Regions from separate parts of the Homo sapiens genome. Here region 1 is linked to region 2. Evidence: read pairs that join two places in POLR2A ChIA-PET (ENCODE). Cell type or tissue: IMR-90. All regions are shown on one strand. Links, peaks and the distances in the headings refer to the core of each region. The heading gives the core; the rest is flanking DNA.

Evidence for each region. ChIA-PET counts read pairs that join two places held together with the same protein. Peaks named below come from ENCODE experiments on the same cell type or tissue, not always from the same donor. Only the 100,000 strongest peaks of a DNase experiment are listed, where the experiment ranks them.
Region 1: POLR2A ChIA-PET joins it to region 2 with 10 read pairs; 3 of 35 experiments call an interaction of 5 or more read pairs at or near these places.

The regions. Positions count from the first base shown.
Region 1 is chr5:73,760,784-73,777,197 of GRCh38, forward strand. ARHGEF28 (Rho guanine nucleotide exchange factor 28) reads left to right here. Exons shown (of 36, transcript NM_001177693.2): 5 at 13,072-13,255; 6 at 15,733-15,913. Among named protein-coding and RNA genes, the nearest start is that of ARHGEF28, 140 kb to the left of the region's middle. In IMR-90, for the core only: no CTCF peak of the experiment used is centred there; a DNase peak (open chromatin) is centred at 9,898; H3K27ac peaks cover 764 bases.
Region 2 is chr5:73,633,582-73,649,995 of GRCh38, forward strand. All of the region lies in intron 1 of ARHGEF28 (Rho guanine nucleotide exchange factor 28), which reads left to right. LOC107986423 (a long non-coding RNA gene) reads right to left here and starts at 14,667. Exons shown (of 3, transcript XR_001742743.2): 1 at 14,595-14,667; 2 at 12,608-12,759; 3 at 8,917-9,172. In IMR-90, for the core only: no CTCF peak of the experiment used is centred there; no DNase peak of the experiment used is centred there; H3K27ac peaks cover 507 bases.

The DNA.
Region 1 (16,414 bases), core at 5,431-13,430, 130 kb after region 2:
TCCCCCCAATCATTTGAATTCATTTTTCAGTTTAAGTAGGTAAACTCTTATTGAACACATTCTCTGTTTAAGGTACTACATGTTAAATAAGAAACAGCAGCTTAACTCTTCCTTAAAAAATAAGCTTCCTACTTTTGTCTGGCAACAATGGCCCTTATACTGGAATAGAGAATTACGCACTTACTCCCACTTCTGGGAAATAGAACGTAGAGTTGGATTCCGGTCACTCTCTCTCCCTCAATTATAATTTTCAAGAACAAAAAATGTAAATGGAAGCAAACAGCCTACCCAATGTGCTTCCCAAAGGATTCGGGACTGTAGAAGGTTTTTGAAGTCCCATTCCTGGCTTACCTCCTCTGGGGCTTTTCTCCCCTTAAAACGTAGCAGGATGCATATAGCAGTTTTTGCTTGCACGCAGAGGATTAAAGCTGAATTTAAAAAATGACAGTAACCAAGGAATATCTTCATAACCTTGAAGGAGAAAGTTAAAATTTTGCTATTCTCATAGATTTCTTAATGGGATTTGAATGCTGGCAGTTGTCCTTGTACTATTTTATCTACAAACCAAATGAAATATTGGTTTGTAGATAAAACATTGGTTTTAAAACTACCAATGTTTGGAGGTTAAAATCCCCACGATTGAAAAAGTTGGGTAGGAGAGATCTGGGGAGGAGAGTGAGGCAGGGAGCCAGAAGAGATGGTACATTCTTAGGGAAATGAATAATTGTGCGTCCTGTTCCAAAGTCCCCCTTTACTTGGCCCAGTGTTGTTTAAGAGGCCTTGTCTTGACTCTCTCAAATATAAGCCTTGGTGTGGGGATGAAGCTGTATGGATAGAAACCTCAAAAAATCTTCTGTAATCCTACCCTAGGTCCCCATATACCTACTGTCCTTTTCCACACCTATAACTGTAGTTGCTTTTATTTTGCAAGTTTGACATGAGAATGTATGTGTACTGTGAGTGGCGACACATCAGGTCAATATCTGGAGGAGAGGAGAAGCATGAGTGACGGATGTGAGCCTGGGTCCTTAGAATTTGCTCAGCTCAAGTTCCTTCTGCTTATTTTTCCCTCACTCTCAATTTGTTGATTTTTTTTAAGATGGGGTGTCGCTGTATTGCCCAGGCTGGTCTCAGACTTCTGGGCTCAAGTGATTCTCTTTCCTCATCCTCCCTAGTAACTGGGACTATAGGTGTGTGCCACCACAACTGGGTAATTTTTTTTTTTTTTTTTAGAGATGAAGGTCTTGCTATATTTCTCAGGCTGGTCTCCAACTCCTGGGCTCAAACGATCCTCCTACCTCAGCCTCTGAGTAGCTGGGACTACAGGAATGAGCCACCACACCTGGCTGGTTCTATCTTTCCTTGCCCTCTTTAAAAAAATCTATTTTGAGGCTGAGTGTGGTGGCTCACACCTGTAATCCCAGCACTTTGGGAGGCTGAGGTGGGTGGATCACTTGAGGTCAGGAGTTCAAGACCAGACTGACCAATATGGTGAAACCGTGTCTTTACTAAAAATACAAAAATTAGCCAGGCGTGGTGGTGCATGCCTGTAATCCCAGCTACTTGGGAGGCTGAGGCAGGAGAATTGCATGAACCCAGGAGATGGAGGTTGCAGTGAGCCAAGATCACACCACTGCACTCCAACCTGGGTGACAAAGCAAGACTCCCTCTCAAAAAAAAAAAAAAAAAAAACAAAACAACAACAACAAAATCTATTTTGAGCTTTTTATTCTTGTATAAATTTTTCTTCACTACTCCCATCTTCCCATCTGCAGTTTATAATAGGAGATACAGGTATATAAGTATTACATGAGTCAATTCCTGATTTTTAAAAAGTAGTCCCCAATTCTTGTAGTATATGACTCTCCTATGTTTCTTGTCAACACATTTAATTTTTATAGTCTTGATTTTTTTTTGTTGTTGGCTTTAATGTATTTTTCCTTGACAAGTACATGAGATATATCACTGCAGTTGGGGCCAATTCAAGCCATCCTTTGTATAATGAGAGGCATAATAGTTAAGAACTTGAGTTTTGGAGGTGGAAAAATCTAGGTTCAAATCCTTCATGTTCCATATACTACTTAAGTGAGCCTAAGCAATTGCATAATTATGTCAAGGCTTAGTTTCTGCCCCTATAAAATAAGGATAGTAATAGTACATACATCATAGAATGGCTGTCAGGATTAAATGAGATAACGCATATAAAGTGCTGAATAAAGGTTAGCTCTTTATAGAAACAAGAAAGGTAAAATCCTTATCATAGTCACTGACACTGAGTAAGAATGAAAGAAGAAATGTTGGTGTGGTGGTTCATTTCTTTTTTTCATTCATGGATAATCGTTGTCCATCTGTATTCCTGGTTGACTTTTTTCCAACCTCCCCTTCCTCCCTCCAGATATGGCAGCATCTTTTATACTGATTTCCGGTTTGGTTTATCCCATTTACCTTCCTCTTCTAGTCTCACCAGAATATCCCTTGTTGATTGTGCCTTACAGGTGAAGGAAAGGATGAAATCATCCATTGAAGCTGTAGCTCATACCCAAAGAGTGTAATATTTCTAATATTTCTCAATCCGGGACTTTGGACACAAGACACTGGCTTCCAGTGCAAGGGCACTGAATGGACCCTGCCTGGCTGTAGGCGAATGGCCAGTTTCCTGGTTGTCTTTGAAGGCAGACTTCCAATGCAGACTTCAAAGGGCCATCTGCGAGGCATGATGAGTCCACACTTTTTCTGCTTGTCAATAATAAAATTAGACTGCAATGTATTTTCATTTGTCTCCCAAACAGAACAGGGTCCCTGGAGAGTCAAGTGGGAGGGCGTCTGAGAATTCTAGCTCATCTGGGGTATAAGGGGAGATCTTGCAGAAGAGTGCCTGCACACAGTTGGCTATCAGCAAATATCTGTTGAGTGAAATGAATGGTGGACTTGAATCATAGCCTTGAAGCAACATTAACAAATGAAAGAAAAATCGATAAAGGCTGGAAAGGAGGAGGTATGCCATAATTGCTACTTACAACACCTAATGACCGCCTGCTGCCCAAAGCATGGGATTACAGCACATTTGTCTTAATAGCACATCTGATGCAATTACAGTGCACGGTAAGCAGGCAGCTAGTTCCTTACAATTATGCCTTTAAATTGTGACCACAGGAAAATTGTTTTCAGACATACCACATATCTATTTAGTGACTGTTTATTGTAGTTTTTTTGTATTAAAAAGATCAGACAAATGTGTAAAACTGCTTAGTCCCCCCAATACTGGCTTTTATAGTTCTTGACAGCCCTGTCCCATTTGTTATTTTCATTACAGCCCCCTGGCAATCCCAGGTAGTAGGCTGGGCAGTTATCATGTCCGTTTTACAGATCAAGCAACTTGAAACTTGAGAATTAAATGGCTTTCCATTTCATTCTAGCTGTTAGCTGGAGGCTTGCTATGTGTTCAAATCCAGAGCTTTGAATCCTTGGTCTCCCCATCTTTGTACCATACAGTGTTGTATCTGGATTCTTAATATCTTATACTGGTGGCTATATGCATAATTTAGTTTGGAAATATCCTCAGAATGTGAAGGTCAAAAATTGAGTTGCCATCTTGAAATTCTGATGAAGACTTTTTAAAGTTGCAACTGATTTAGTATTCGTTCCACAAGCTAAAATAAAGTATATCTTGCCAATATGAGATGCAAAATCCAGGAAGTACATTCCAGTGTTATACAGCACTATGTGAATTTTCTGGAATGAATGTGTGTGTGATGGGTGTTTTCCCAAATTATTTTCAGGTGATTTTCAGCCGGAGGTGGTTGTAATATGAGTGTCTCGACTGTGCTGAAGCAGAAAACAAGTTTTAGGGAGGAAAAACCTGCCATTATGCTTGTTTCAGTCCTCCTCCTCTACCTTTTGGGCTTATGATCCAGCCATGCCAACCATGTTGGTCTTGCGCTCTGTGGAATGTCCTGATTTCATGTCTTTCTTATGAGTGTGTTTGTATTTGCAGTTCCTATCCTGGACTCACCAACCTCAGATCTCCTGTTTACAAAAGGCTGATTTGTTTATCTACATGCCAGAGCTCTGAGTAGGCTGTGTAAATGGAAGATGCTCTAAGGCACAACCCTTTTCTCATTCTTATTGAGAATCCTGAAAACATCTTAAAGATTGTGTATGATACCCATGCCAAATTCTCTCTTCTACTCTCTATGTAAATTTTTAATAATTTTTTTCATTGTACTTTTTGTTCATCATTTTTGGCATTTTATAAATATCTGTAAATTTTCATATCATGATACATGATGTAGGTTGAATTAATTTAACATGCAGATTTGTTTTCTTGTAGTCCAGACAGTTTCCTTACTTCTATTCACATTCTTTGTGTCTAGAACTACAAACAATGAAGTAAGCCTAGAGCTGTAGTTCATCACATAGTGATTTCATGGGCCAGATATTTATAGACAGTCCCTGATTTATGATGGTTTGATTTATGATTTTGATTTTATCATTGTGTGAAATGTGATGGTGTGAAAGCAATATACATTCAGTAGAAAGTGTACTTCAAATTTTGAATTTTGACCTTTTCCTGGGCTAGGCCATATGCAGTATGATACTCTTGTGATGCTGGACAGTAACGGTGAGCCACGGCTCCCAGTCAGCCAGCCACACAATCACAAGAGTAATCAGTCAATACTCCACAGTGCATTGTGTGGCCAGTGGTTTTTGGATATTGTGTTTTGTGTTTGGCCATCCCATCATATCTACAAAACACCTATTTTCAACTTACACTATTTTCTACTTATGACTGGTTTATTGAGATATAATTCCATCGTAAGTCAAAGAGTATCTGTATTTTATTCTGAACAAAAGTAAGCTAGCTGTATGCTTCTCAAGGGCAGGGACCACCACACTCATCTTTGTATCCACAGGGCCTGGCAGATAATAATGGTCTCATTCAATGTTTGTCTACTGAATGACTTAGATGAACAAATTGAGACCTGCATGAATACATATGTGGCTTTGGAAATCAGAATAAAACTTATTTTAATGAGTTGAATTTAATGTGAATCAAAAAAAAATTAGTCTTCTAAAAACGTATTGTGGGCTGGGCGCGGTGGCTCACGCCTGTAATCCCAGCACTTTGGGAGGCCGAGGTGGGCGGATCACAAGGTCAGGAGATCGAGACCATCTTGGCTAACATGGTGAAACCCCGTCTCTACTAAAAATACAAAAAATTAGCCAGGCGCAGTGGCGGGTGCCTGTAGTCCCAGCTACTCGGGAGCCTGAGGCAGGAGAATGGCGTGAACCTGGGAGGTGGAGCTTGCAGTGAGCTGAGACTGTGTGCCACTGCAATCCGGCCTGGGCTAAAGAGCAGGACTCCATCTCAAAAAAAAAAAAACAAAAAACAAAAAACAAAACAAAACAAAACAAAAACGTATTGTGTTGCATACATTTCAATGGCTCCACTCAGGTGTTGTGAAACATTACTTAGCCCTAAAAAATATAAGTACTTCTGAATTAACTTGTATTGAAAAATATTATTTGCTTTTAGATTATGGTATCCATCACATTTTTGCTTTAATATTTTGCTAAATGTTTAAGCTCTTTCCTGGTTTAGCAGTAAGTAATGTAGGTTAAAAATAACTTGTAAAACTCACAGAAAACTCTTTTTGTTGTTCTTTGGTAAAATCTTATACCTAATAGATCTTAATTAAGAGCTGACTGGGTAGGCTGTGTTATAAAAGGAAGATATAGGTTTGTATTTTGCTAACCACTTATTAATTTAAATTAGCAGATCCCAACTCTGGCTTTGCATTGGAATCACTTGAGAATATTTGGAAAAGTGTGATGACTTGGCCCTGCCCCAGAAGTTCTGATTTAATTTTTCTGGAGAGGGCCTTAAACATCAGTCTTATTAAAAAATAATAAAATAAGTTAAATAATTAACCAAGGTCTCCAGAACTCACAATCACTGCTAGAGGCAATGTAAGTTATTACCACCATTTTTGGAAAACACAGCAGCATTATCTAATACATTTAGAGAAACTAATATCTCATAGCAAATCTGTTCCATAGCAATTCCATTCCTACCTATAAACCCTAGCAAGAAAACATGCTGATATGGTTTGGCTGTGTCCCCACCCAAATCTCACCTTGAATTGTAACTCCCACAATTCCTACATGTCATGAGAGAAACTGGTGTGAGGTGATTGAATTATCGGGGTGGGTCTTTCCTGTACTATACTCATGATAGTGAATGAGTCTCATGAGATCTGATGGTTTTTAAAATAGGAGTTTCCCTGCACAAGCTCTCTCTCTTGCCGCCACCATGTAAGAAGTGCCTTTTGCCTTCTGCTGTGATTGTGAGGCCTCCCTAGCCACATGGAATTGTAAGTCCATTAAACCACTTTCTTTTGTAAATTGCCCAGTCTCAGGTATGTCTTTATCAGCAGCATGAAAATGGATTAATAGAGTAAATTGGTACCACTAGAGTGGGGTGCTGCTGAACAGATACCTGAAAATGTGGAAGCAACTTTGGAACTGGGTAACAGGCAGGGGTTGGAACAATTTGGAGGGCTCAGAAGAAGACAGGAAAATGTGCAAAAGTTTGGAACTTCCTAGAGACTTGTTGAATGGCTTTGCCCAAAATGATTATAGCAATATGGACAATAAATTCCAGGCTGAGGTAGTCTCTGATGGAAATGAGGAACTTGTTGAGAACTGGAGCGAAGGTTACGTTTTAGCAAAGAGACTGACAGCATTTTGCTCCTGTGCTAGAGATTCGTGGAATTTTGAACTTGAGAGCCATGATTTAGGGCATCTGGCGGAAGAAATTTCTAAGCAGCAAAGCCTTCAAGAAGTGACTTGGGTGCTGTTAAAGGCATTCAGTTTTATAAGGGAAGCAGAGCATAAAAGTTTGGAAAATTTTTGGCCTGACAATGCAATAGAAAAGAAAATCCCATTTTCTGAGGAGAAATTCAAGCTGGCTGCAGAAATTTGTATAAGTAATGAAGAACTGAATATTAATCCCCAAGACAATGGGGAAAATGTCTCCAGGGCATGTCAGAGGGCTTCATGGGAGCCCCTCCCATTATAGGCCCAGAGGCCTAGGAGGAAATGGTTTCATGGGCTGGGCCCAGGGTCCCCATGTTGTGCAGCCTAGGGACTTGGTGCTTGGCATCCCAGCTGCTCCAGCCGTAGCTGAAAGGAACCAACACAGAACTCGGGCCATGGCTTCTGAGGCTGCAAACCTCAAGCCTTGGCAGCCTCCACATGGTGTTGAACCTGCAAGTGCACAGAAGTCAAGAATTGAGGTTTGGGAACCTAGATTTCAAAGAATGTATGGAAATGCCTGTATGTCCATGGCAAAAGTTTGCTGCAGGGGTGGGGCTTTCATGGAGGACCTCTGCTAGGGTAGTGTGGATGGGAAATGTGAGGTGGGACCCCCCACACAGAGTTCCTACTGGGACACTGCCTAGTGGAGCTGTGAGAAGAGGGCCACAATCTTCCAGACCCCAGAATGGTAGATCCACTGACAGCTTGCGCTGTGTGCCTGGAAAAGCCACAGACACTCAATATCAGCCCATGAAAGCAGCTGGGAGGGAGGCTTTACCCTGCAAAGCCACAGGGGCAGAGCTGCCCAAGACCATGGGAAACCACCTCTTGCATCAGTGTGACCTGGATATGAGACATGGAGTCAAAGGAGATCATTTTTGGAGCTTTAAGATTTGACTGCTCCACTGAATTTCAGACTTGCGTAGGGCCTGTAGCCTCTTTGTTTTGGCCAATTTTTCCCATTTGGAGTGAGTGTATTTACCCAATGCCTGTAACCCCATTGTATCTAGGAAGTAACTAGCTTGCTTTTGATTTTACAGGCTCATAGGCAGAAGGGGCTTGCCTTGTCTCAGATGAGACTTTTGACTGTGGACTTTTGAGTTAATGCTGAAATGAGTTAAGACTTTGAGGGACCATTGGGAAGGCATGATTGGGTTTAAAATGTAATTTGGGAGGGGCCAGGGGAAGAATGATATGATTTGGCTGTGTCCTCACCCAAATCTCATCTTGAATTATAACTCCCACAATTCCCATGTATCATGGGAGGAACCTGGTAAGAGGTGATTGAATTATGGGGATGGGTCTTTCCTGCACTGTTCTCATGATAGTGAATGAGGCTCACGAGATCTGATAGTTTTCAAGATGGGAGTTTCCCTGCACAAGCTCCCTCTTGCCGCTGCCATGTAAGAAGTGCCTTTTGCCTTCCACCATGATTGTGAGGCCTCCCTAGCCATATGGAACTGTAAGTCCATTAAACCTCTTTCTTTTGTAAATTGCCCAGTCTCAGGTATGTCTTTATCAGCAGCATGAAAATGGACTAATACACACACAAATATCAGAAAAAATATTTTACCCTGTGTCTGTATGTGTATATATATATGTGTGTGTGTGAGAGAGAGAGGCAGAGGGAGACAGAGACAGAAAAACAGAGAGATACACTCATACCAATGGACCTCAGGAGTGCAAATACCCCTCCTCCTTTCCTAGTCACATTCTTCTCTTTTTCCTAACAGGTATTGTGCTGACTTTTATAGTAGCCATTTCCTTGCTTTTCTTTACAGTGTTACAACGTATGTATATATGCCTAAGTAATAATTTTAACTTTTACTCTTCTTGAACTTCATATTAATTGAAACATATCCTGTGTATTTTGTGACTTGATTTTTCCCTTTTGACATTATATTCATTACTTCCTTCTGTGTTAATCTGTAATTCATTTTGATTGTTAGAATATTGTTGTATGATTGCACTGCAATTTATTCCATTGATGAACATTAAGATTACTTTGAATTTTGACCATTTATATTTTTTGCATGGTTTCTTGCTAGGGTTTATAGGTAGGAATGGAATTGTTGTGGACTGGATTTGCGTTAGTTTCTCTGACTTTATTAGATAATGTTGCTGTGTTTTCCAAAGGGGTTGTAACAGTTTACATTTCCTCTAGCAGTGATTGTGAGTTCTGGAGACCTTGGTTAATTATTTAACCTATTTTATTATTTTTTAATAGACATTTTAAGAACAGGTTTAGGTTCATGGCAAAATTGAGTGGAAGATACAGATATTTCCCATATATTCCCTGCCCCTACACATGCACAGCCTCCCCTATTATCAATACGCCCCACAGAGTGGCACATTTGGTTATGATCGATTAGCCTACATTTGAGAGGTTAATTTATTCTTTAATCTTCCAAGCTAAGCCTTTGGCTAATTGAAAGGTATGGCCAGATCTTGTGTGGATATGGTAATGGTTCTAAATTGACCAGTAACAAAACCACTTTCCTTTAGTAACACTTAAACTGTCTGACCTTCCTTGCCCTTGTGCTTCAGATGCCTGGAAGCTTTGACCTGTGCTGTTTTTGCAGATAGTAACCATAGAGTTAGGACAGGATTGAATACTCTTAGGAACCTTGGATCTTTATTGTGACAGACTCATTTCATGGGCAAAGAAACTGATGCCCGGCAGAGTGAGAAGCACAAACTCCACACTCCCTTCCTATCTGGGGCAGTTGGACTCCTGTTATGCAGTAAGGAATGGCTTATTGAATGGCACAGCCTGTTCAGTTCCTTTTTGTGTCTTGGTTTTCATGCTCTCATGATGTTATAGGTCGTACCTTTTAATGTTTGCCATTACAGCAATTATTAGTAATTCTGCATTGGTTACATTAGTTCAAATAACTCCTGGCACCAACCAAACAGGAAGAGACATTTATTTAGTTTAAGAAATTATTTTAAACACTCCCACCTCTGCCAAATTGTATAACCTCTTTCCACAGTTTGTTTTGCTGGCTGCCGTTAAGAAATCTGAAACTCTATAACAGGCAGAATTATTTATATATGTCATGATGCTTCCTATTTCAAGCTGTTTGCCTCGCTCTGCACTCTGAACTTTCATACTGAATGAGAAAGCTCTCTCTTACAACATTTTGGTCAGTTTTTATTTGTTTTCTTTAAACATCAGAAGATTCTCTCTTCCCCTGCCTTACCTCCTCCCCGGGAAGTGGGTAGATTCTCAGAAAGAGAGGCAACAGTGAGCCATTCAGGCCTGCATGTTTACTGTTCTCTCTCATTGAACAAGATGTGAGGATGGAGCCAGAAGGAGAGAAGAGGGAGCTGGATTAGCAGAACAAGCTTGGAGAGCTCTCGTGGTAGAGGAAACAGATCTGCCCACACTCACACTGTTGGTCAGGTTGAATACAGTGAAATACACTCCAGGTTCAATGGTATTTAGGGCATTGCACCAGACATGGCAGAAAGTGTTACTTAAATTGATACCATGCTTTCCTTTACCAATGGTATAATTTGAAAAGGGAACACAAAAGGTTTAGATGTTCCCTTTTGATCATTTTTTTGGGAGGGGAAAGAAAATTACAATCCATACAACTATGGAATATTTCTCACTATATTCAGATTAGGAGATATGTCTTAGAAATTCCATCCGGGCTGGGTGCGGTGGCTCATGCCTGTAATCCCAGCACTTTGGGAGGCCAAGGCGAGTGGATCACCTGAGGTCAGGAGTTCAAGACCAGACTGGCATGGCCAACATGGTGAAAACCTGTGTCTACTAAAAATACAAAAATTAGCTGGGGGTGATGGCGCGCACCTGTAATCCTAGCTACTCAGGAGGCTGAGGCAGGAGAATCACTTGAAACTGGGAGGCAGAGGTTGCAGTGAGCCAAGATTGCACCACCGCACTCCAGCCTGGGCAACAGAGTGAGACTCCATCTCAAAAAAAAAAAAGGAGAGAAATTCCATCTTAGTATGCCTGGTTAATATCTCATGCTGACAGGTTTTCCTGTGTTGGGGAGTACACATGCACATATGTGTGCATATGTATATTTGTTACCTGATCTTAACAAGTCTATTCCTGGTTATTATTTAAAAAGGAAGAAAAATACAAATATTATCCAACATTTTAGATACCCTGCTGGGAATCTAAAAACAAAAACCTCACTTTTTATTCAAAGGAGTATAATGGTCAAAAGTTAAAGGATAAAATAGTCAAAGATAAGTTCTCTAATAGCTAACATAGTTTTTTAATTTTCATAAAGCTGAAGATATCAAGTATATTAAACAAATGTCTGGCAGGAGTGTATTGCCTTGTCTGTTTTTAGATATTTTGGTATTTTGAATGTTATTTTACTGAGGGGAAGTGTTCCATGTCACACAGATGATTGATAGAGTAAATATACTGGTAAGTTGGTGGCATTTCACTGTGATGAGTTCATTTACATATTTTAAGTATAATGCCTTACATTCATTGATCTAGCTATCTATATCTCTATAGATATAGATATATAAATAATTAAAAATGTAAACTAAGCCTTTTATTTGCATTCATTTATGGTGGAGTGTTTCCTTCTAATTGTTTCAAATTAGAGCTTTGTAGAAACCTGGCTTCCCAAGTATCATCATTACCACAGCCTGCAGGTAGGACAAAGCTGAGTTTATTGCCTACTATGGTATGGGAGAACACCACCTCCACAGGGCCTTAGAGGTGTCTTGAAGGGGGAGCTGTGAGGTGAGGTGAGAATTTATTGAGAACTTGAAGTTTGGCTTAATGAGGGTCTTTTTTTTGAGACAGGGCCTCACTTTGTGGCCCAGGTTGGCATGCAGTGGTGCAATCTCCACTCACTGCAACCTCTGCCTCCTGGGCTCAAGCGATCCTCCCACCTCAGCCTGCTGATTAGCTGGGACCACAGGCGAGTGCCACCATGCCTGTTTAATTTTTGTATTTTTTGTGGACAGTGGGTTTTACCACATTCACCAGGCTGGTCTTGAGCTCCTGGGCTCAAGTGATCCTCCCGCGTTGGCCTCCCAAAGTGCTGGGATTAAGGCATTAGCCACCACGCCTGGCCTTATAAGGGTTTTTAATGTTGGGGATGGTGGTGGGTGGGGCATGTTGGACAGGAAAGGAGCTTGATCAGGACTCGGGAAGGATCATAATGTAGTTAAGATTGCTTTTAGGGTTCAAACTGCCTTTTATTGGTTTCTACTGAACAGTTGGTTAGTCTTGTGGAAGGTTCCTATAATGAGCAATCATTCATTTGCCTGGGCAAGTGGCTCCTGGAATAGTAAAATTGTGCTAATGAAGATAATGGAATAGTAAGATAGCGTTAATATGGACAGGAAACTGTGGAGAAGTAGGTCATTTTGTTCTCAGTGTCCATTTTACAGTGAACAATTCAGTGTACAGACTATTCAAACTAAGTAATTTAAATACACACAAACCGTAGAGATTTTAACAGCCAATTGTCATTCAACTCCTCAAATGCTAAATGGCTTTCATTTGCCAGATACTGTGCTAGGTATTAGGAATAAAATACCTCAAGGACCCCTCCGCCTGGAAGATGACAACAGAGAGCGGCAAACACCACAGTGGAGCTGATGCACACGGACCGACCAAGGGCCCTCTGTGCAGGGGCCTTACAGGTCGAGCCTCCTGAGCAGAGCAACGGGGTGGCTTTGGCAATATTGACATAATCTCAGGGATTTAGTAGATGGGTAGAAGCACTGCTGTGAAGTTTGAGAATGACCCATATGAAGCCATTTCTCTTGCGGCTTCTTATCAGGGGAGGAGCGGCTCTGAGGACAAAGGGTGGAAACGGAAGTCCCTCTACAGTCTCAGCCTCTAAAAGCCTCCCTGCCTGAGCAGCAGGATCTCCTCAAGGAACTCTTTGCATATCAACAAGTGTCTGTTTCCAAAGGATGGTCCTTTCCTAGAACCTGCTTCCCTAGATGACTGCACTGCATGTCTAGTGAAAGATGACGTGAATGTGTAGTGCAATGGGTGGAAAGAACACTCTACCTGTGCTCAGCGGACCTGGCCCCAGCACCTACTGCCTACCTGGGCATTCACAAAAATCTTGAACTCTCCAAATTTGTAAAATGAGATACAGTGATTGGGTGCCATTGTTAATTTCTTCCAACTCTGACATTCTTATTATGTCTAAATACACTGTCCCTTTGATAAAATGTGTAAAACAAACTTTGTAAATGGAGGAACTAATATGGTATGTGTTTTTTCCTCTTCAGTATCTTCTCACAGAGAATCTCTTCTACACCTGGCTATGAGATGGGGCCTGGCTAAACTTTCCCAGTTCTTCTTGTGTCTCCCGGGGGGAGTCCAGGCCTTGGCTTTACCCAACGAAGAGGGTGCCACACCATTAGACTTAGCTTTACGTGAAGGACACTCCAAGCTGGTGGAAGACGTCACAAAGTGAGTTTAGCTACTTGATAGTCTCTCTCTTATTTGTATAAAGTCGGCCAAGCATTATAGAAAAATGGAAATAACCAAACCACAAGCTAATGTTGGTTTATGTTTTACTGTTAGCTCTCATGCATATATATAGATCATATAAACAGATATACTGGGATAATTGGTATTAATGTTTCATGAGGGTGAGATAGGAAAAAAGGTCTCAAAAGGCTCTGAAAGGAGTGATAATGAAAAAAAATTGGGGAAACACTAGCATTTAGATTTCAGCTTAAATGTCAACCCCTTCTGTGTTATTCTCTTTGATGATTATGATTAATTCAGAATGTTAAATAAGAGTAACATTATGACTAATTCACAATATTATAATTATATGTGTGGTCATTTGTTTCATATATATCTCTTAATCATTTGAGGTCTGGGACTATTTCTGTTTTACCCATTGCAATGCTCTAGTACAATGTCCAGCACATAATATTTGTTGAAAGGATATAAATCTTTTTTTGAATCAATGAATAACAGACAAATGCTATGGTATGATTTAGTCAATTTGGTGGTCATTATGGTCTAATGAAATAATGTAAAGGAAATAATTTGTAAACTATAATGTTCTCTGTGTTAATGAGGGTATCAACACTTCCAGTGAATAATGAGTGTATTGTTGGTTACTTAGAAAGGTTCAGGTCAGCCATTATTCTTAGCTTATGAAAGAAGGATTCATATATAGTGATTTTTTTGACTTAACGTGGTAAAAAACCAAAGTATAAATGGGAAAGTATGTTGAAAATTACAACATGCTACATAAATATTAACCATTGTTAGAGTAAATGCTACATAAATATTAAATATTATTAGAGTATTATTATGTGGCATGTTCAAATGGACTGGCTTTTCTTGTTTGGCTCATGGAACTCAATGTAATTAATTTATAGTTATGTAGTACATAAGTGGACATTAGAGTAGAAATCAGAGCTTTTGGTTTATTTTTGTTTCTCATTTGATCAAATGACCATCAGCCAAGGGGCAAGCCTATCTGGAGGGAATTGTCCTTTTCCTTGTTTTAACATGACCCCACTTCCTTGGCTAAAAAGGGCAAGGCAAGAACACTTCCTTTGACTCATTCATCGTGAACAATTCTGTGTTCTACTGAGGTCCTAGAGGCACACTTCATCTGTTGGTAGCTTTGTATCTTTTTACTGTGTCCAAGACGAGAAGATACGTGTTTTAAATGTTTCCAGGTCTAATAAATCCATTCATGGATGGGATTAGAAGTAGAGTGTAAGCTAAATTCTGGTGATATGATGATAGAGCTTCCATATTCTAAATTAACAACAGTGACCTTATTGCTCAGGTTCAGAGACCATTCATCTCAGTGGCTTGTTATTGGCATGGGGAGTTGTTTTCTGGAAACTTCTGGAGTCCTTGCCAGTAATGAGTGTCAAGAGTTTGGAGAGGTCCCCCAAGACTTAGAGTAAAACTGTTCTTTAAGGATCTCTTTTTGTCACTCCATCTGATGGAGATAACATTTCCTTCATTGGAAATATACTATATTTTTGTAAAGCAAACATTCATTAACAAAATTAGGTCATGTTAAAAGAGGAAAGGGGCATAGAGCTAGTTCTGTGAATTGAGGAATCTGGGAACAATCTGGTGGGATGTGACATGCTGAGGTATGCTGTAACCCAAGAACATTAATATTTCCCCTTGAGGTTTCTTTACTGTTACTATTACAGGACCTTATAAGCCATCCAGAATATTGCGATACTAACCATGAAGCCTGAATGTAATTTACAAATGTACAAATGTTCTCAGCCAAGATATAACAGAAAATAAGTGTATATTCAAGTCTTGAATATACATGACTCTCCAAAAAACACATAATTTGAATCAACACAACATTTAGGTTGGAAATGTCGTTCCTTTGTGTGTGAGTGTGTTCAGAAATACAACATGATCAAATTTGTGCATGTTTTAATTTGCATAAGAAAGAATTTACAACAGTGGTACCATGTGTTATGAATATCTCACTTATTTATGACATCCAAACCTCACCATGTTCCCTGGAGATCATATCTGTTTTCCACAGTAATCACCTAATAAACCACTGGCTGCCAGCTAATTTGTTCTACTACAGGTAGCCCCATTAAAGTGAGAGGCATCTTTTCAGATTAAAAGGAGAATGAAATGTTGAGGTAAAGTACTATGTTTAAAATTCAGTACTGTTTCATTCTTTATGTAAACCTTTAAAGTATGTAGTATATGTCAATGGTTTCCAATAGACTTCTTCTCTAGGTGGAAAAAGAAAGATGGCTTTATTAGTATCTGTTTTTATGATCTTATGTATTTATTGCACGTAGGTGACTTTCAAGGATCATTTTGCCAGTTGGATTTGTAAGATCAGGGGCAGTGATCCTAAGGGCTGGGATCCTGGGGCTGGTGTCTTTGAAGCTCTGTGTGGGTTTTGATTTGTGTTGTTTCAGTTTTCAGGGCAGATGGTCCCCAAGCTTCTCCCGAGTGCAGCTCAGTGAAGAAGCCTCCTTGCATTACATTCACTCATCGGAAACGCTGACCCTGACCCTGAACCACACAGCCGAGCATTTGTTGGAGGCAGATATTAAACTCTTCCGGAAATACTTTTGGGATAGAGCCTTTCTTGTCAAGGTTTGTACATAGTGATTCTAGCATGTGATAATGCATGCTTCAGAGAATGCAGGCATCAATTTCTTATTATGAGAACAGTGTTTTTTGGGGGTAGGACTTTTTTTAATGAAACCTTGGGGGACATGAAATTGGAAACTGCATTAGATCAGTAGAATGAAGATTATTATATATTTTATAGGAGTTTGTATAATATTTTCATTTTCTTTTCTGAGCCAGTCTTTTCCATAGTTGGGTTTTAATACTTTAATATTGGATATTTTCATTAATTTATTGATTGTATTATAATTATTATCTAAAGCAGTTACATTTAGGGCTATCTTACATGTATAATATCTACTTCTGGATTATCATATTGCTCAAATGTAGTTAAGCATTTGTTCCAGTGCAGAATCCAGTACAGAATCCAGTACAGATTCTGCTTGAATGGAAACAGGTAAAATCCTAGTTCTTTTCCAAAGAGGTTTTCACCTTCCCATCATGGTCCAAACCCCACCTTTGGGT
Region 2 (16,414 bases), core at 5,369-13,368:
TTTTTTTTTTTTTGAGACAGAGTCTCGTTCCATCACCCAGGCTGGAGTGCAGTGGTGTGATCTCAGCTCACTGCAACCTCCGCCTCCTGGGTTCAAGCAATTCTCCCGTCTCAGCCTCCTAAATAGCTGGGATTAGGGGTGCATGCCACCATGCCCAGCTAATTTTTATATTTTTAGTAGAGACGGAGTTTCACCATGTTGGCCAGGCTGGTCTCGAACTCCTGATCTCAGGTGATCTACCCCCGTTGGCCTCCCAACGTGCTGGGGTTACAGGCATGAGCCACCATGCCTGGCCTAAAAGTATTTCTTAACTGTACTGTTGAGTTTCCACGTTCATAGTCATCTCAAAATTAGTTTCTTTTTATGTATGTTGCTATGGAGCCATATATCCTCATTCATGGAATTGTGCAATTGGGTTTTTAGTCTTATGAATAATCTTAATATTTATCTTTCTTGAATTTATTTTCCTGTATTTGACCATTTTTTCCTAGTCTTTTAGAGTGTTTATACATTTTTCATATTCACTACCCCTTTTAGTCTCAAGGTATCCATAGGTTTGATAAACATTTATTCAATGCCTGAGGAAACAATAAAAGTGTTATTTAGGCTGAAATCTAGGGCAGAGCCATTTGATGTGTCTATGCAAACTTCAGTTCAGGTTGATGTTTATCAATTTCAAGTAGGCTTGTTCAACTAATTACTACTTATTTGTATCAGCATCTGGTTCTTAATCCCCCATCTCCTCATAAAGATATATACTGTGTCTATTATATCTCTTTGTCTAACAGTCTGGTAAATTATCACCACATAATAAAATGGGGTTATTCTCAAGTGACTTATTCTTTGGGAGCACACACTGGCTCCAAAATGCCACTGCTTTTTCTTCGAGGTCCTCATACACCACACTTTTAATAATCTGCTCTAGAATCTTAATCTAGGATCAACATGAAATGCCTTCTGTCTATAATTTGTAGAATCTGCCGTTTTGAAAGTTGGAATGACATGTGCTTGTCTCCTGTATCGAATCCCTCTGTCATTGTCCACAGTTCCTGATGGATTATGGTTAGGAAATCTCATCAGATTCTTTACTATCCTGGCATGTCCAGCAGCCTGGAACTGATTCAGACCAGCTTGATGCTCTCTTACAATGGACTTTCTCACTTAGAGATGTTCTTTCTCTCCTTTTTAATTAAAAAATCATTCCTTTCTAAAAGGAGACAAAATACAAATAGACATGGAGGAAATCTCTTTTCTTGATCAGTCTTCTATGCTCTATCACCAGCCCCAAGCCAACCTATTCCTTTCTTGACATTCTGGTTTTAAAAATAGTTGAAATAAAAATTTTAGTATCCTTAGATTTTTAGGAAACCTCAGGTTATTTGGGCCTTTAGACTGTCTGATACAATTCTAAAGAGCATGACTCCCTCATGTTTGTTCTTGCAAAGGGCCAGGGAAGAGAGTAAAAAGAAAGCCATTCATGGGCCGGGTGCAGTGGCTCACGCTTGTAATCCCAGCACTTTGGGAGCCCGAGGCAGGTGGATCACCTGAGGTGGAGAGTGCGAGACCAGTCTGACCAACATGGATAAACCCCGTCTCTACTAAAAATACAAAATTATCCAGGCATGGTGGCACATGCCTATAGTCCCAGCTACTCGGGAGGCTAAGGCAGGAGAATCGCTTGAACCCAGGGGGCGGAGGTAGCAAGTGGGCCGAGATCGCGTCATTGCACTCCAGCCTGGGCAACAATAGTGAAACTCCATCTCAAAAAAAAGAAAGAAAGCCATTTTTTTTTTATCATTTATGTATGAGTGGAAAATAGCACACACCTAGGAATCAGGAGACCTGGCTTTAGTCTTGAGCTCATTGAAAGTAATCTCTTCATATCTCCAAGAATCAATGTCTTTTCCAAATAGAAGGACTTTGGTTGTTTCTATAAACTGTGATGATTTCTTTAGGTAGTGATTTCATTGGCTATTTATAAAGCTTGGTGGAGATGGAATTTGGATATGGTAGTGTAGTAGGGAAATTAAAGTCCAGGTTTATCACTCTGTGGAATAACCTGTCTCCTTTTTTATTATCAGAAACCCACATTTAGGTATAAGAATCAGCTCATCTAATGTAAGTGTTGTCTTTCACGGAGTTGTCAACTTTGCAACTTGTCAAAAACTTCAGGAATGGATTTCTGGAAGTTGCTTTTATAGCAGTTATCACAGCCCCTAGAGATGTAGCAGGATTCAGCTGGCCATTCCTATTCTTGGAGAAAAAGAACAATGCACAAAACGCATTGCCAATGCTTTAATAGGGTTTTAACTGACGGATTTTTAAGGGGGAGTGAAATAGAAGTATTTCTCTTAAGTTCTATGTTTCCTGACATATGTAACTGTTATATAAAATACATGTATATTGTTTCTTCTCCCATTTGATCACCAGAAATATTGATATCTTGCTCACTGACAATAAAACAGTATCAAGGACTCCTTGATGTTTAGTTAGAAAAGTTCCAACTTGGACAGAAATTTGTTTATTATGAGACAAAGGTCTTATGTCCTTTGATTTTTAGTCTTCTTGTAAAAATGTTTTAGTGTTAATAAAAAGGTGCTTAAGATTTCAACTATAGATAACTTAGGTTGTTACAATAAAAATGAACCCTCTAGGTTATCTTCTTCGTATCTACAGAAAGTCCCAAATTAACTTTTCACTTGGCATGCTTGTCTCACAATGGTAGGGCTGAGCTAGAGAAAATTCAACTTTACCAAGAACAGTTTAAAGAAACTACATCTTGACATGAATGTTAACAGTAATTTGGATATTGTTTATTAGAGGTTTTTTCGTATTAAAAATAAAGAGTAAGTTTTTTTCCCCTCTCACATTTATGGTAGGAAGCTTTATCTTCATCAGCTGTGTTGCACCTTTGTGGACAGCAGCAGAAGAAATTAGAAGTAGAGAGATGTTTGATGTTCAATTCATTGAAAAACAGTCTCTTTAGTGTGAGTTGGAAGTGATTGCTGGTGGTTCACACCATTCATCATAGTGGGGTAGTAGAGTGTGTGCAAGATGAAGGTTTTAAAAAGATTGTCAGTCTGAATGTAGCAAAGGTTGGACCAGAAGTAGATTTGGGTTGAAGTCTTAGCATTGCCACTGATATATAGGGTGGGTCATATCACCTTTCTCGGCTCTGGTGACCTCATCTGAAACCCAAGGGGCCAGGGTCAGACCATCTCCACGGTGTGTTCCATCTGTCAAGTTCTATGTTTCTGTGGAGGTAAGGATGGTGTCTTAAGCCTCCCTCACATTACGAGCATCACGCTTGGCTCCCAGAGTGCTTTCAGACACTTGACTGGCAACATCTAGATTGTTCAGGAAGTTGAGTTTGAAGATGGTGCTTCAGTGTTGCATCTTTATGGGGAGAAATGGTTGCAAATACTTTGAGATTACCCTGTCATGGCAGCTCATGTTATTGTTGTCAGAATACTTCATGAGCAGTGAGGTGGAATCAGCCAGTAATAATCAAGTAATTATTTTTAATTGAATTTTAGGATGAATGAAAATGGGTATTAATTTCATTTTAACATATTGAACTTAATGTACCTAACCCCAGTGAGGCTGGGTGGAGAATATGCTCTGAAATGTATGGCCTTTTTGATAACTATCAGTTTTTAGCTAAAATAAGAACTTATATAATGGTTCCATCCCCTCTCTCCCTTCCCCTAACCCCGCTCCCATCTTTCTCTACCTCTCCTCCTTCTCTCAAGAAACTTAGGGATTTTCCTTCTGTTTAGTCTCACAATTTTTTTCCTCAAAAAGAGATAGCAAATCTGTAAAACCTCTAGTATTTTATGTAGTTCCTACCTAGTGGTATGAAAGAAAACACACTTGTGCTTATAAAAAGGTAGTATTTTAAAGCATGACATCCTTCCACTTTTCACAGAGCCTCAAGATAAAGATATTTTATTATATTGGTGATTTGGACAATGGATTTATTCTATTTGGGATTTTACTTGCTGAGTGTAGGGGCTCTAAGCCCTCTTATCATTTAGGAGTTCTTTCCAAAGCTTTTTTACTTCAGGGAGTTTTGGGAGTGTTATTTGATTTTTTGAGCCTTTATTGAGTTGGGTTTAGCTAGTAATTGCTGTAAGGCAGACATATGCTGCATGCTGGAGGTTCAGAGATAAGAAGCTTAGAGGTAGCTCTTGAGGAGCTCTCAATGCTGACAAATTAGCTGCCATAAAAGCCAGTAAATACATTGTGATATGGAGAAGCAATGGACCAGCGTGCTCTCAGCAGCCTGAGCAAAGGCAATTTTCTGGGAGCCGTACCTGGTATAATAGAGATCAAAGTATTGTTTAGTTTTTTTTTTCTTCTTTCCTGTTATGGTGTTCTAAATGTAATGTATATTGTAAATATGCATCTGCTCCAGTGATGTTATAGAAACAAGTGAATTTAAGAAATTGATGTTTTAATTAAAATCTGTAATTGGAGTGATTATCTTTCAGACGTTAGAATGCAACCACAAACTGTAGCACTTGCTTTAAAACTATTATTTTTTGAACATACATAATTACTTGCTGCTAATAATTTTTTAAAACCCTTTCAAAGTTGGGCTTATAAATAAATATTTACTGTAGCTATTTGGTGGGAGGGAAACTCAAATATTATCAAACAGAAAAGATGATTCCTTTATATTCCAGTTTGTTTTATTGTGGCAATATGCTTGCCATGACTTTACATCTTAACTTTGTATGGAAAAACTTAGTTATACATGTGTGAATCTATTTTTATAACTGTAGATACTTGAGAATTGAAACAATTTTATAGAATCCTGGAAATGTTTGATAAAGGTCTTGATGTTGTTCTTGATATGTCAATAGCAAATTGATTCTAATGTTTCAATTGTTTGAGGAGAGGCCTCTAGTCCAGGGCCAAGTATCCTACAACTTTGAGTTACATTGAAGACCACAGCTTAAGCCAAAACTAAACTAGGGAAAGTAAATTATAGTGCATTATCTTGCCTTTGTGACGTTAAAGAATACTGTTGTGAATATAGTGAGTACATACTGGTTTTTATTTATTTTGGGGTACAGGGTGATTTGAACTGATTAGTACCTAAAATTAAAAAACATAAAATCCTTCTCTGCCACAGTTGAATACCACTGAACTTATGGAACATTTAAAATTGCACAGTATTTAGAAAATACTAATCGAATGAATCACCACCTCATGTGTTGTTTTGATAGGAAGTGTATCACGTCTCAATAATTTCCTTAACATTTTTTCCTGCCAGGTGCCTGTTTTCTTCTTGTTGTTAACTTTTTTCTATAGAATTCCAAATATGTGGTTGATTTCCCCACTGATATATTTGCACAGTTCTTTTTCCTTTTTTCCCTTCTTTAGAGTAGCTGGCGCTTGTAGCTAGTGTTTGTATGCAAATCTAAGGCTTCTTACAGGGAAGAGAGAATGAGCAGCTGTTTTGGAGGCTGATGTCCAGCCTAATGCCTTTTTCTGGTAGGAAGATCTTCATGGCCCTAGCACGTAGGATTTTTACAAAGTAGGTTTTCAAATGTACCATGTCTTAAGGCCAAACTTACATGAAGTATTGTTCATTCAGTCACCTCTTGAGAGATTAGGGAGGATTTTCATTTTCTATTACATATATATATATATATAATATATATACATCCTTTTTTTTACAATGAGCATGAGCTATCTTGAAATAAAACAAATTAGAAATCATCTTTTTCTAAATCAAAAAATTATACAGATATGTACAGAGAGACATTTGTAATTAGCTCAGTAACTTGTGCAGCTGTTGAGAACATTCATATGTTTGTTTTTGGATATTTGGGTCAGTATATTTTGGCTAGTAAAAAAATGTGTGTATGTATACATATATATGCACACCATAACTATAAATTTATATACATTTTACCATTTCTATAAATTTTATATTTTATTGATTTTATCAGTGAATTGTTAGCCATAGTCTCTTTATTGAACATAGGATTATTGCAGTTTGAGTACAAGTATACAATAGATAATTTCTAATAATGAAAAATAAGTGGTTTCTTCTACCAGAAGTCTTCCTTTGCTTGTAATGTAGGACTACATAGCATAGTAAGCCTTATATCACTAGACATTTAAAGTCATATAACTATAGTGTATCCCATGTAAAACTGAAGTCTATAAATAGATTTGAAGAAGACGTGTTGGGGGTTGACATTTATGCAATTAGAGGCATTCCTGCTATTCAGATTAGTGGTATGCTTTTTCACATTTGTGCTTTTTCATTTTCTTATTTAGAAATAACAAATTGTATAAAAATGAATACTGTGTATTGGCAAATCAATCAGTGGCTTTATAAATGTCAATACTGTAGTAAGTGTTGCTTTTTATATTCTTAACGCAGATGAATGTCTAAACCAGAATATGGTTAAAATGAGATGCACATACGGGAAATAGCTAGCATTCTTGAAAATGACAGGTATGGGACATTAGTACTATAATGTTGTGACCACTAGAATAGAGTAGAGGATGGTAAGCTAGGCCTGGGGTGGACATTTCTTATCTGGGCTCCTGCTCTTTGTCTCAACTCTCTTCCTTTGATTCTTCTCTGCTTTTCTCTTGAAGGGATCAGACAGGTACCTGGACATAATCCCATAAGTGCTACTGGTATTCCAGTCCTCAGTTTCCTCATCTGTCACCTTCTGTGATTCAATAAGCAATATATGAATAGTTGCATGTACAATGTGAAAAGCCCCTAAGAAAGTTAAACAGCCTTATTAAGTATCTTTCATACTTCTTACATCAGAATGCCATTTAGCTACCAGTTTGGCAGAGATATGATATTTATAGTGCCAAAGGAAGTTTAAGCTAGTGGAGGGCAAATGATCATATACTCTGTTTAAGCCAAACTTTCTTCTGTATTATTAATGTTAACAATTTTTTAAAAATTAAACAAAAAAGAAGAAATTATTATCTCTACAAGCCAGCCAGCTGAGGATTTATTAGCAAGTTTTGTCTAAAATACAGCTGTTCTTACTTAGAGTCTCAAAATTAAACTTGAGGAGGGTTTAAATCTAGCTTAATTTAGATGAGTGTTTTGCATTTCCAGTTTCCTCATCTATGAAATGGGAATAATACCAGCCCTTTAGATAAAACTGGGTAGTTTGCTGATGAAATGAAGTTATAGAAATTAACTTTGGAAACACTTTCAAAAGTTTAAATGATATTTAAATATAAAACCAAAAACTGTAGCTCCATTTGCAGAGAGTTATTTAGGACATAGATTTACTATTGCTGTAAATATGTGTGTGGAAAAGCAGGGAGTGTAATCAGTTGGTACTGTGCCAGTTCCTAAGTCTCTTTGTCAATTTAGCACTTCTGCGTTTAGTAACATGTAAGAAAAATGTGGAGCCAATTCAAATTAGGGGAAGAAAGCCTCAAAGAGGCTGTTGTGTAGAAGGAGGGACTAATGAGTGGCCATGTTCTGGTAGGAATCCCTGGTTCTGTACTCATGGTCACAAAGACACTGTTCTTACATTCTTCCATTGTTTAGCTAGAGGATAAGACCACTTGAGAAACAGCATTGTTTAACCACAAATCCCTCTTTCAGGAAAAATGAGTTACCACCAAAGAGATTTGTGTAAGTACATCTGTCATATATTGGTTTAAATGGTTTGTAAATGCTTGCCTTCCTCTTCCATGAGGAAAGACAGTTTCAGGGTCCCCAAGCATTAGTCTCTTCTAATCCTTCAAACCTGGTGACTAAAAGACTGTCTTCTCCTGGATTAGTGGGCATAATGAAAAAATAATGGCAGGGGAAAGGCTTTTTTTTTTTTTTTTGGCTCATTTCATCTGTATTTGGAGTCATGTTCATTTATAACAATAACACTCTTAAAAAAATTAGTTGCTTCTCCATATCAGAAATGTTTAGGGCCTAAGTACACTGACTGTCTTGGAGTCTTGAGTTTTTGTTGCCTCATTGAGAAGGATATGGCTTTTTAATATATTTTTAAAAATTATCGCATCTGGATCTTGTCTTCTGGGGATGAGTGGTATTCCTACCACAGAAGACAGGGATCTCTCATAATTAGCAAAGCCTCTGAACATATTTGCGCAGTTGTATAAATGGAGCTTACGAGGTTTAGTCAACCATCTAAGCAGTCCCTGCAGCATTTGAGGGCTGCGTTATAGGGAGTATCTGGTGACATTTTCATCAGGTATGGAAAGATCACTTTGTATCATTTGGAGTTTGGAGTTTGATATTAATAATGAAGAGGATGATGGCCATTTATCGATTGCTTTTCCTTGTTAGGCACTGTGCTTGGAGCCTCATGCTACTACCTCGAATTCCTGCAACAATGTTACTATTCCTGCTTTGCAGATAAGGGAACTAAGGAGCTGAGAGGTTAAGCAACCTGCTGCGGGGTTTGTAGCCTGTTTATTGATCCCTAGTTTGTGGGGCTCTAAGCCCTTGCTCTCATCACTTTCCTTTGCAGCCTCTATAGAAGGCTTGGAGCGGGGGAATCCTGCTTGTCCGCCTGTGAAAAAGACCAGAAGAGGTTATGTTCCACTCAATCCACTCAACTGATCTGAAATTTTTCCTGCCTCTACATTTGCAGATTTGTCTTTATAGTGAAACTAAATGCCTTAATTGTTTATACTTGTCACCGTCTATGTTAGATATCTGTCTGTGTTTGGGGATCTGATTTGCATAGTTTGTCATCCTAAATATTTCCAGGTGTAAAACAGGGTTTTGTTTTTGTTTTTTTAACTTTCCCCCTAGAGTTAATTGGCTATTTGGTTGGTCAATTATGACTTCTCCAAGTTCATAGTTGTTTTTTAGAGGAAAAGCTTCAGACTAGACACAATAGTCTTGACTCAGAATTCTGACCTCTCGATACCTGTGCTCTGTTCCCAGTGTGTTTAATGCATTCCAGGAGTCTGTTTGCATTTTAAATGCATTGCATTTTGAACTGAGGGTGACTTCTCATTCGGTCACTCCCAAGGATTACCCTGATTTTTTTTTTTGTTCTGTTCTACCACACTGAGCTTGTTCTTTATCGGCCTTGATTCCGTCTTCTTGGTTCTTTTCATTTTCCAGTGGTATCCCAAGGACAGTGGGCACACTCCTCTGCTCTCACTCCCAGGGTACAGACAGTAAGGGGTGTATTATCTGCAAAGAATTTAAAAACACTTTAAGACTGATTTTAGTTAGTTGGTTTTTACTATCATCATGCTCTAATATCTGTTCATGTGGCTGCTCCCTGAAAAAAAATCTGTTGGTTTAAGTTCTAAACAATTGCTGCAGTCACTGTTACATTTTAATATCTATGTAAACTTCAAACTTGTACATTTTAATGACTTATCCTTTAATACATGTTGTATTCGACATGAAATTTATGTCCATGACAGCTCCCAGTTATATAGTTGGGTCCCACACATGCTATGAGTATTTGTTCTGAGAGTAAATTCACAAAGGTTTGGCATAGTTCAAATTCACATCATGAACAAGTGTTTGATTTCTATAGTATTATTTAACAGTACATTTAAATGGTAGGTTTGAAATAAGCAATGGTAACACGGTGATGTTAAAGACCAAAACAAAGCTTAGGTTACTTTAAATCTGTCATTCTGTGTGACCACTTGGAGTTTTTGTGTTTAAAATGTTAAGCAGTGAAACAGAATGAGAGCTGTGAGTTATAATATTTTAGTTTCATAAGTGAACATTTTATACTTCAAATAATTTATTGAATTTGAATATCTTTTAAACTGAAATTCAATTTCTAAAAACTGAAAAATGAATGAAGAAAAGAAAACATTACATAACTAGTGCAATTTAGTGGTTGCCTTCATTATATTTTTGGAAGACATTTAATAGTTTTATTTATATTTGCTTTATTTTTTTATTGGCACAATTATATATAGTATGCAGTTCAATAAAGTAAAAATTTGGGCTGGGCATGGTGGCTCACGCCTGTAATCCTAGCACTCTGAGAGGCCAAGGCAGGCGGATCGCTTGAACACAGGAGTTCGAGACCAGCTTGGGCAACATGGCAAAACTCCATCTTTACAAAAAATGCAAAAATCAACCCAGCGTGGTGGTGTGCACCTGTAGTCCCAGCTACTCAGGAGGCTGAGATGTGAGGATCGCTTGCACCCAGGAGGCCAAGGCTGCAGTGAGCTGAGATTGTGCCACTGCACTCCAGCCTGGGAAAAAGGGTGAGGCCCTGTCTCAAAAAAAAAAAAAAAAAATTCACTGCATTCCTTTTCTGGTCACGATTACCATGCATTTTATTTTGAGATTATCACTGGAAATATCTTTGTCATCTAGATGTGGGGAATGTTAAATGACCTGCCTATTTGAGCATCAGATGCACTAGGTGTGCCACTGCTAGGACCACTCAGTATGTAGCTCTTGTGTCTCCCATGATGTATTATCTGCACAGTTAGTGAGAGTCTGTCTTATAGACAGCATCAGATGCACTAGGTGTGCCACTGCTAGGACCACTCAGTATGTAGCTCTTGTGTCTCCCATGATGTATTATCTGCACAGTTAGTGAGAGTCTGTCTTATAGACAGCATCAGATGCACTAGGTGTGCCACTGCTAGGACCACTCAGTATGTAGCTCTTGTGTCTCCCATGATGTATTATCTGCACAGTTAGTGAGAGTCTGTCTTATAGACAAGCATTTAAACTAGCAGACCCTGAGTTAATTTCTGTGGAATTCTTCCTCACCTATGTTCACCTATATTTCAGATTTTACCATTTCTCTGGGTTATTGTGATGATTTCCTGGCTATAGTCTGTGTTTCCATGCTCTCGTCTACCTGTTTGCATCCACCTCTGCTCCCCCAGCACCATCCATACTCCACTCTGCTGTCAGCACGAAGTTTCTAAAATGCAAACCTGAGCATGTCCGTTTTCCACTTTCAGTCCCTCACTAGCCCTGATAATCTTCAGTCCTCATGACCCTTCAGGCTCTGGCTCCTGTATTCCTCTCTGGCCCTGCCTCCTGCCAAATAGATCTCCCAGGAGCTCCTTGAACATACACTGCTGCCTGATTTTCTGCCTTTGCATTTACTTTCCTTTTGCTTATCATTTATTTTTCTCTTGCCTGTCTCCTCCCTGCACAAACCTGGCTAGCTTCTGTTGCTAGTCATTAGAACCACCTGGAGAGGTCTTTGAATTACAAATCCCTGGGCACTGAGACCAGTTGAATTAGAATCTCTGGCAGGTGGGAGCTGGGAATCTGTATTAAACTCCACTGATACAGTTTATTTTTTGCTTAGGAAGATTTTCTATGGAAATCATGGTTAATTATTGCTATTGCTTTCCTTCTATCCATTAGTTTGCTTCTCTGTACAAGAAAGAGATTTTAGTAGTTTTGCGGAGTTTCTTCTGTGTAAGAAAATAAAATTTGTATATCTTTTTATAGTTTTTAGAGGGCTCCTATTAACATTTCATTCAATCCTCAACAATTCTGGGAGGTAGGAAGGTAGGTCAGATTTGATCGTTTTAAATATCTGGAAATTGGAGTTCAGAGAATTTAAGCAACTTGGTTAGGGTCATTTAAAAAAATCAAATTATTAAGTTGTTTGTTTGTTTGTTTGTTTGTTTTTAGAGATATGGTCTTACTATTTGCCTAGGCTGGTCTCATACTCCTGAGCTTAAGCAATCCTTCCACCTCTGTCTTTCTAGTAGCTGGGACTGCAGACGTGTACTGTATCTGGCTTCTCAGGGTCATATTTTTAAAAAGTATTTACATAATTAGGTTGTTAGGGTTTCCAATCACTGGCATTTTTCAAAATTCAGAAATGATGAAATTTCTTCTCAGATTGTTTCCTAAAAAATAGCCAAAATGAGTATGTAAGTTCTGAGAAAATACCATACTCTGATAGTTTAGAGTAATAAGAAATTACTCACTATGAATTTCCATCTCCCTTGACTAATTTTAATTTTGAATAAAACTTAAATGGGATTATATCTTGATATGTCTGACCCTTCCTCAGAAAACATGATACTGAACTAGAGAAAATGAAGTATTGTAAGCTAGTTGGGATGTGTTATTATTACTAACAAAATTAATGCAGAGGTTAAGAAAGAACCATTTTGAACAAAAGTTTTAAATTCTTGTAATAGCTTTAACTCTTTTATTCTCCATTTCCCCTAGAGGTCTTGTGCATTTCTATTTTCCCACTTTTTTTTTTCTGAGAGCCTGGAGAGTTTCAGCAGTGTCTTTAAATTCTTGTGATTTTGATTAATTTCCCCTCCTTTCCTTTCCCCCCTCCTCCCCTTCCTCTTGGTTTGGATGTCCATATCTGTGGTCAGTGGGTAACTACATAAATGCCCACTTGAAATCTACATCTTTGATATGATTCTGGTACCATACTTAAGCACTGGGTGAGGGGAATCTGTTAATGACATGATTTGGCACAAAGGCTGACATCTTAGGCCCAGTGTCTGAAACTGCACCCCACTTCCCTGCTGCACCAGAAATGGCTCCCCCTCCTGCCTTCCCTGCCCTGGATGTTGGCACTCTCTTCTAAGCCAGATACCCAAAAGTCTGTTTTTACATCTCCCTCTTCTTTATTCCCTGGGATGATTTTACCTGTTGCACAGGCTTTAATTCTGACACATCCTCTTCATGCTGTATTGCTGCAACGCAGACCCTGATTATATAGTGTCTGGATTGGTGCTATTCTCCTTGACTTCAATCTGGCCTCCTGAAAATCTGTCTTCACTGGTGCCAGCATGATCCATCTGAAAAGAGATTTGGCTGTTCCCTCCTTGAGTAGGATCCTCAGTACCTCCCTATTCCTACACAAAAAAAGTTCAAGGTTCTCCAGCCACCAATCAAGATTTTCTAGGATTTGACCTGCTTTTTTGCAGCATGTTCCTTGGTGTTCCCGCTCTCCATCTTTCTGTGCTCCCTGTCTCCAAGCTCATGCTCCTGTCTGAGAGCTCACTGTACACATCATGTGGGTCCTTGGCTTTCTGCCTTTGCTCTGTTGTCTCCTCTGCCCCAAACACTCTTCATCTTGCTTCTGGCCCTTCGGATCAATATAACCACTCTCTTTCCCCTGGCTGACATCTGTTCTTTAAGATCTCCTTAAAAGTATTTGCTCTTTAGGAATCTTTCTTTTCTACTCTCCTGGGTTAACTAGAATATAATTTAGGTTCCTTTAAAGAGATTTAAACAGAGGCTTAAATAAGATAGGAATGTGTCTCTTAAGTAAAAGTCTAAGCAGTACACCTACTCATCTGGAGAGTAGAGTGGCTCATCTATGAGGCTATCTAGAGACCATGTTCCTTCTATTTTCTTGCCCCGCCATCACTAGGACATTATGCTTATTGGTGTGGTGGCAGCTGGCTCACCACCACTTGTCTGCGTCTTGCCAGTAAGAACAGAGAAGGACATTGTGGTGGGCATACCCCTTCCTTTGAAGAGCCCAACTCAGACATTGTATATACAGGTTGAGCATGACTAATCTAAATATCCAAAATCTGAAATGCTCTACAATCTGAAACTTTTTGAGGGCTAACATAATGCCACAAGAGGAAAATTCCACACCTGACCTCAAGTGATGAGTTGTAGTCAAAATGCAGTCAAAATTTAATTTTATGTATAAAATTATTAAAAATATTGTGTACAATTACCTTTAGGCTATGCATATAAGACATATGTGAAATGTAAATTTTATATTTAGACTTAGGTCCTATCCCCAAGATATCTCATTATGTATTTGAAAATATTCCAAAAATCTGAAAAAATTCAAAATCTGAACCACTTCTTGTCCCAAGCATTTTGGATAAGGAATACTCAATCTGTGTTAGTCTCATTAGCCAAAACATCACATACTCACACCTAACTTCAGGGAATGCTGAGTGATGTAGTCTTTAGCTTAGCGCTGTCCAATATTAATACAATGTAAGCCACATAATTTAAAATTTTCAAGTAGTCATATTAAAAAGTCAAAAGTGGTAGGTGAAAGTAATCCAGTATTTTTAACCTACTATATCTAAAATATTGTTATTTCAATATGTAGGACTAGCCACATTTCAAGAGCTCAGTAGCCACATGTGGCAAGTGGCTACCATATTGGACAGAACAGCTTTAGCTGGTTAGCCAGGCACCCTGCTAAAGTTGAGGGAGCCTGCCATAAAATGAAGGGGAGAATTGATATTGAGGGTCAACCAGTAGTCTCTGTCATATCTTCTCTTAATTACTCTCTACTCCTACCTGTCCCAATTTGATCCTACTACTTGATGTTGCCCAGGACATGTGCATGTAATGATCTGTTTTAGTCTGGATCAAACATCTGAAAGGCAAAGATTGCATCATCTTTTCTTGAGATCTTTGCCTGTTAATCAGTACATTGATACATTTTAGTTGAGTGAATGATTGAATTAATTGAGTGAAGCTTTTATAAAATTGCTCAGCTATTTTTGTTATTCTTAGGCAAATGTTTTGACTCTTATCCATCAAAAGTTGTAATATTTTAAGAATAAAAGCAAGTATATAAAAAAGTTCTAATATTATTCTTGGGGGGATGGATTTACTTTGATTCTATTTAGTATACTTGCCATTAACTTACATTCAGAGATGCTTTTGGTTGACATTCACATTGGAATATAATGGCAGGTCTCTGTTTCCACAAATCATGTTTCAGAAAACAATATGTCCAGTGTCTGGGAAATCCATATTTTCCATGAAATATTGAATGTTGCTTCTGTGGAGGGTGTTTCTGTACTATAAAAGATCAAGATCGAGTTGTTTATGTGGAACCCTTATACTGTCAGTTCCTGTTCTGTCCTTTGGGAAATATGCCATTTCTAGGAAATATTATTATAAATCTATTAATGTCAGAAGACAGAGGCAGAGGATAATATTTTACATGTGAAACAGTATTACCAGAAGTCAACAAGTCAGCAAAACTTATCAATGATTTCTGGAATTAAATGAATCATGAATGCAGATTCTCATTAAATGAAATGGAGGGCTGAATGTTCCCTAAACAAGGTAAATTCTAGAAGTTACAGGCTGTTTCTGTCTCTCACATGCCTGGCCTTGCATCATTGCAGTCAGGTGGCTACAGGAATACCTTTCCTGGGCTGGCCCCTGAGATATCACAGCCCTTCTCTCAAGAATGAAGAGCAGTGAGGTGAGGGCTAAGAGGAAGGATAAATGAATAGGACTGCACCTCTTCCTCCTCCTCTTCATTAACAGCTTCCCACACCACTCATCCTGTCTCTCATTCTCCCTGCAAACAGAAACTTCACTTCTCCTTTCCATGAATGGTTCTCGGGATGAATTTCCTAGGTTGGCCAACCTCTGGGGAGTAATCTCACTTCAATCAGGCAGTGCCATCTTTCAGGAAAATAAGATTTATAGCAGTCACTGCCATCACCATGATAATGGTGTTATAATGTGTGTATGTGCCAGGTTCTTGCTAAGGTCTTTATGTGTGTTACTCATTTATCCTTACAACTGTCTTATGAAATAGGCATTATTATGTATGATCCCCATTGTATAGATAAAGACAGATTAAGTAGCTTGCCTAGAGTCATAAGCTGAGTTGCTAAACAGATTGACCTGCACATCTGAATCTAAATCTTGGCTTTTTGAACATTAGATGGTCCTGCCTCCTAAATGTCACTCATGTGGCTTTTGATATATTTATTTGTGGTGGAGGGTGAGTAGGAAAGAGGTGGGGAGTGGAAGGGGGACAGGAGCCCTGGAAGGAGCACCTGATCCAGAATTGAAAGAGTCTAGGAGGGTTTGGATGAGGCTTTTTGGGAAAAAGCATGCCTTGTTGGTAGAGCAAGGAGGAGCCAGAAATATCAGACTCATTTGTATTCTGAGTATTGGAAAAACTTTCATTGTGGCCCTTTTTAAGATGAAGAAGCTGTAGCCATAAGGTGGTTTGACTGTCTTGTTCTATCAATCACGAAATTGGAGCTCAGAGACATGAGATTACTTGCCCAGGGGCATGCTCCTAGTGAGTAAAGTGAGTTCTGTGTACTTGAACCTACTCTTTGGTTCCATATTAATTTTATTTAGTTATACTGTTTTACCCTTATTTGTTATTTCTGTTGTATGTTGCCACTTGTTACCAGTGGGAAAAGAGTCTAAAAAATATCAGAAGGGAGTGTGTGCTTGCTTCAGGAGGAATAGCAGGGTAATGGAGAAACTGGGACAGAAATCTGTTCCTCCATTGCCCAAGTAGCCAGAGAAAAGACGGGCTGGCACAGTGAGTGGTGGCAAAGAAAGGAGGCTGGTGGGCGAGCCCTTCGTCCCTCTGCAATAAAGTGGGGACAGACCATTAAGGGGAGACCCTCAGAGTCCCTCTTCCCACACTGTGGCAACCTGTGCCCAAGTCCTTTTTCTCACCTGATTGGGTGTCCTGGTTTCCAT